Linked DNA regions of Homo sapiens: region 2 is linked to region 1. Evidence: chromatin loops called from intact Hi-C (ENCODE). Cell type or tissue: IMR-90. All regions are shown on one strand. Each heading gives the region's core, and the rest is flanking DNA. Links, peaks and the distances in the headings are about the cores only.

Region 1 (2,818 bases), core at 163-2,662:
CCCAGCTACTCAGGAGGCTAAGGCAGGACAATCGCATGAACCCAGGAGATGGAGGTTGCAGTGAGCTGAGATCGTGCGACTGCACTCTAGCCTGGGCAACAGAGCAAGACTCCATCTCAAAAAAAAAAACAAAAAAAAAAAAGTAGATAAACTAAGTACCCTATAAAGTCTCTAGCTCACAGTATATTTTCAATCAATAATTCTTAATATACACATTAGAACAAAAGTGTGTATAAAGCCCTATAGAAATATTCATGAAGAAATAACTAAATCTGCCTGAGGAAAACAGGAAAGAATTCACAAAAGGAGATGAAATCTGAATTGGATCCAAAAAAATAATCCAAAGCATGCCAGATAGAAGGTAGGAGGCATGGAGACGAGTTTAGATATTTACCAAAAACCTAACATCCCTAATGCAGTTTGAGGAAACGGAGGCAAAATGTTCAGCAAAGGCTTACTAAACTAGATGCCTCTGTGCAGATTTCTACTATAGATATAGCTCTTCATATTAAAATGATCTATTTCTGCAAAAGAATATAAGCTCATGAAAGGCAAGAATTGTTACTTATTTTTGTACCCCCAGCACCTGGCAGAGCACCTAGCACAAATTAGGTACTCAACAAACATTCTGCAGAAAATACAAGCAGGTCTTTTGCTATCTAAAGCCTGAAAGATATCTGACAGCAAAAAAAAAAAAAAAAAAAAAAAAAAAACTACTGTAACTCTAAAAATAATATCATTGAACCAATTTAAGGAAGGATAACATCTCAACAATGGGTACCAAATTCAACAGTGTAAACTCAAGAATTCACTTTCTCTCCGAATCATTCAGTGGTTCCTAATCAAAGACACACAGACAAATGATCTACAGAGTATTTGAAAACTATACTTGTCTTATCTCCATCCTCAATCTTTCCATATGATAGGCCTTTGGTGAGAATAAAGGAGTATTTGTATATGCATGCATGTTCGAGCAGGCATCACTAGCTTTAGAGAGTTCCATAGATAACTAATTACAACGTACAAAACCACCCGCACTACTCTACTCACCCCCAACTCCCCATCTATCCCCATCCTTCTTTAGAACCTCTATTCAGTCATGTGTGTGCCTTCTCGGTTCCCAGATCTAAGAAAAACAGGCAGTACCACCTTGGTTATTGTGGCAAAGTATATGTCTTAAATACGTCCACAACAGTAATTCCTACCCTACAATTCCCCTTCCCTTGAATCTGGGCTGGCACTGTGACCCACAGAATATTGTGGAAGTGATGCTGCAGGACAATTGAGAGTAGATTATAAAAGATGATGCAAATTCTATCTTGCTAGCTCAGGCACTTGTATGTGGTGCACTGAGTCACTACATAAAAAGTCTGACTACCCTCAGGCCACCAAGCTGTGAGGAAGCCAAGCCACATGAAGAAGCCACATGTAAGTATTCCAGAGAACAACCCCAGCCAAAGTCCTAGCCAGAATCAACTGTCAGAGATACAAGTGAAGATGCTTCCAGAGGTTTCCAACCCTGAACCACTGGATCATTCCCAGCCTTTGAGTCTTTTCAGCTTAAGACCCAGACATCATGAGTGAGAGACAAACCATCTTTCCTGTGCTGTATACAGCACCCTATACATAAGTAACCCTATCTTAGAAAAAGACCCCACCTTACATTTAAAAAGGCATCATGCCAACAGGGACCACATGTTCATCTAATCAACAGAGACTACACGTACCAACCAGACAAAGACATAACCAGACACACTTTTTACTATCAGTCCTCACCAGAAGATGTGAGGGCTATAAAAGGAGCAGAACTCCACCAACTCAAGATGGCCATCTTAATAGACACTGTCTGGCAGTCACTCATGATCAGCACCCAGCATTTGCTGCCAAATGCTCTGCCCAAATCAAGAACTCTTCCTTGCAAGACACTGACAACTGTCTGGATCAGCCCAGGACACTATCCTTGTCCATGACGCTCTCCTTAGACTGGTTCATTACCTCTTTTCCTGTCCCCTTTTCTCTTGATGTTAAATGTTACTGTGTGATGTGGAAATTTTAATCTATAACATTTATATATTAAGTATACTGCTACGTGCGGTTTGCAACATTGACTGACTTGTGGATTGGCTTAGTCTATGTGCCACAGCTCTGACTACTGAGTGAACAGGTAGTACTAAGGAGAATTGCCTCCTTAAGGAACTCGATGTTGCTTATTGCTTTTATGACTGAATAAGCACCAACAGAAGTCTGACCTTGTGGAAAGACACAAATGTGTGTGGATATGGTTATATCTCACCTTGTGCCACTCACAACATGTGCCCTGTGTGGATTACTGACCCACAGGATTCATAAACATAAGAAAGTGGCTGTTTTACACCTGTAAATTTAGGGTGGTTTGTTACACTGCAAAAGTAACTTGCCAGTTAAGACTTTTGATAGTTACTATTAATCACACAAAATGTTGACTCATCTGAAGCCTCAGAATTCCGTTTATCTAAATCGGTTACCAAGCTGACTCCTGACCATATTACGTTTATAAATTCCCTTTACTGCTTCAGACATAGATTTTGACACTTGCACTTTCCCTACAGTTTCACTTTATTAATCCAATATCTTGAATCTTTGCCTTCCTGAAATCTCACTATATCTCCAATTTGCTGACCACATCACCCTGACTCCCTGGCCTCTAGTCCCCAGGATTTGGTACCCAGTGACTAGAATGGCTTACATCCATCTTTAAAAACTGACCTAAATGGCAGTTGCTACATTATTCACAGATTGAGGAAACAAAAGAGAATCCAAGAGAGAAACAACTCTAGCT
Region 2 (2,818 bases), core at 94-2,593, 56 kb after region 1:
GCATAAGCTTTGCCAGCTCTAATAGCCTCATGACTGCAGTCAGCTCAAGTCTTGACTAAGGGAAGATTCACTTCTAATGGTTGTTGACAGGATTCAGTTCCTCTGCAGCTGTCATAGCGAGAGCTGGGGTTCCTCCCTGGCTGTCACTTGGAAGCCTACCTCAGTTCTTTGTCACATGGCCTCTCCATAGGGCAGCTCAAAACATGGCAGCCCTTTTTTCATCAAAGCAAACACATGAAAGAGCAATCAAGGGCAAGTATGATGGAAACCAAAGTCTTTCTGTAGCCCAGTCTCGGAACCAAAATCTCATTACTTCTGCCTTATTCTGTTGGTTAGAAGCAAATTACTAGGTCCAGCCCATACTCAAGAAATCAGGGATCATTGGGACTGTTTTAAAGGCTGCCCACCACAATAGTCATCAGAAATAAATAAAATAAAAGGATGAAATAAGAGCTCTTGGGCTGGGCATGGTGGCTCATGTGTGTAATCCCAACACTTTGGAAGGCGGAAATGGGAGGATGGCTGGAGGCCAGGAGTTTGAAATAAGCCTGGGCAACAAAGTAACACTCCATTTCTACAAAAAATTTAAAAATTAGCTGGGCACAGTGGTCACAGCTACATGGGAGGCTGAAGTGGGAGGACCACTTGAGCCCATGAAGTTGAGGCTGCAGTGAGAAGTGATCTGGCCACTGCATTCCAGCTTAGGCAACAGACCAAGACCCTGTCTCCAATACACACACACACACATGCACACAGACACACACAAACACACACACACACAGAGCTGTTCTTCTGATCATCCAGCAGGATCTAAAATCAACTCATGACCCATTATTCTTTGGGAATAGGATTTAGCAAATCCTTTTCGTGTGAGTATCAGCAGGAGCGATTATCATCAGAAGCGTTTTGATATTGCAAAGTTTATGCTTCTAGGCATGTAAAGAGGCCCGTTGGGGCCTTTTCTGAAAGGGCTGCAATGGAGGTGGAGGCTGAGGAGTGGAGGAGTGCAGAAACAGATTGCTACTGTTACCTAGAAATAGAATCTTTTCCTCCCCTAACTCTACAAATCCTAAAAGATTTCCTTATGTCTTGTGGTTGACCAGCATGTCTTTGAATCTTTTGACTTAGGAAAGACCTATTATATTTTTTAAAGGATCAGAGGGAGAATTAAAAGGCAATAAAGAAAAACAATTCTAGCCAAGCCCAATCTGGCAGTTCATCACAGCTACATAGAATTCTACTATAAAAGCTGCACACATTTTACAGAACGGTAACTTATACCTTTTCACGGGGAGGTACTAGGTATCCCTGACAGACAAAAAACATGTGCAGGGATGTGGGAAGAAGAATGGGAGAGACAAAGTTGATCCCCTCCTCCAAAATAGTCAGAAAGAAAAAGAAAAAGATGCATCAATGATGGGGTGTTAGTATCTAATTATGCCCCAGATACCAGTAAAAACCACTGTCTGTGAAATTACCCACCCAGGGTCTGTCAGTACTGTAGTTAATGTCTTCATGTCTCCAACAGGGGATTGCAATCTATGCTTTGAGGAAAGGGGAAGCCTGTCCAGCTCTCTTCCACCCAGTTCAGATTACAATGGTACATCTTTCAACTATTCTCTTCAGACAACTGCAAGAAAGTTATTGTTTGCCTCAGTTTACTTTTTTTTTTTTTTTGAGATGGAGCCTCGCCCTGTCGACCAGGCTGCAGTGCATTGGCTCAATCTTGGCTCATTGAAACCTCCACCTCCCAGGTTCAAGCGATTCTCCTGCCTCAGCCTCCCAGGTAGCTGGGATTACGGGCATGTGCCACCAAGCCCAGCTATTTTATTTTTTAATTTTTATTTTTAGTAGAGACGATGTTTCACCATGTTGGCCAGGATGGCCTCGAATTCCTGACCTTAGGTGATCTGCCCATCTCAGCCTCCCAAAGTGCTGAGATTACAGGCGTGAGCCACTGAGCCTGGCCTCAGTTTACTATTTGAAACATGAAGTGAGCCCCCAAAGGACTCAAACCTCAATTCTGCTTCTGTGACTGTCACAAATCTGGGAACTTTCCCCAAGCTAGACAAGGCTCACTTGGAGTTTGTGATTCAAAAACATTTGCTCCCAATCCTCAAACCAAATGACAAATCTGTCCAGCTAAGAAGGGTTTTCATTTCACTCTCCTGAAAAAGAGAAATGGATTGCCTTTTTTGTTGTTGTTTTTTGTTTGGGGAGGTGGTTGTTGTTTAATGGGAGCATGGGAAGATTTTTTTTTCTGCCTTGTGGTAGGCAATGTCCATGTCCTAATCTTCAGAATTCGTGAATATGTTATGTTGCTGGGCAAAAGGAATTCAGATTGCAGATGGAATTATGGTTGCTAATCAGCTAAACCTAAAATAGAGAGGTTATTCTGGATTATCCAAGAATCACAAGGGTCCTTAAAAGTAGAAGCAGGCCAGGCGCAGTGGCTCATGCCTGTAATCCCAGCACTATGGGAGGCCAAGGCGAGTGGATCACCTGAGGTCAGGAGTTTGAGGCCAGCCTGACCAATATGGTGAAACTCCATCTCTATTAAAAATACAAAAATTGACAGGAATCCAGTATCTGGCCTCACTGCTGTAAGACATGGCTTCTGTTCAAACTCTTCTTCTTACCCAAGGAAGACAGTTTATTTCATGTGTCCACTTGGTCAGGGGTTAAGCATCAGATACATTAAAAGTAAATGCAGAGGAGATCTGTTCCAAGATGGCTGAATAGGAACAGCTCTGGTCTGCAGCTCCCAGCGTGATCGATGCAGAAGACAGGTGATTTCTGCATTTCCAACTGAGCCTCC

The links. Hi-C counts contacts between places; a loop is a spot of excess contacts. Peaks named below come from ENCODE experiments on the same cell type or tissue, not always from the same donor. Only the 100,000 strongest peaks of a DNase experiment are listed, where the experiment ranks them.
Region 2: it touches region 1 in a loop (4-fold over the local background); 1 of 110 quality-filtered maps calls a loop at or near these places.

The regions. Positions count from the first base shown.
Region 1 is chr2:176,280,022-176,282,839 of GRCh38, reverse strand. All of the region lies in intron 1 of MTX2 (metaxin 2), which reads right to left. Among named protein-coding and RNA genes, the nearest start is that of MTX2, 12 kb to the right of the region's middle. In IMR-90, for the core only: no CTCF peak of the experiment used is centred there; a DNase peak (open chromatin) is centred at 1,389.
Region 2 is chr2:176,223,582-176,226,399 of GRCh38, reverse strand. No RefSeq gene overlaps it. Among named protein-coding and RNA genes, the nearest start is that of HAGLR, 36 kb to the right of the region's middle. In IMR-90, for the core only: no CTCF peak of the experiment used is centred there; no DNase peak of the experiment used is centred there.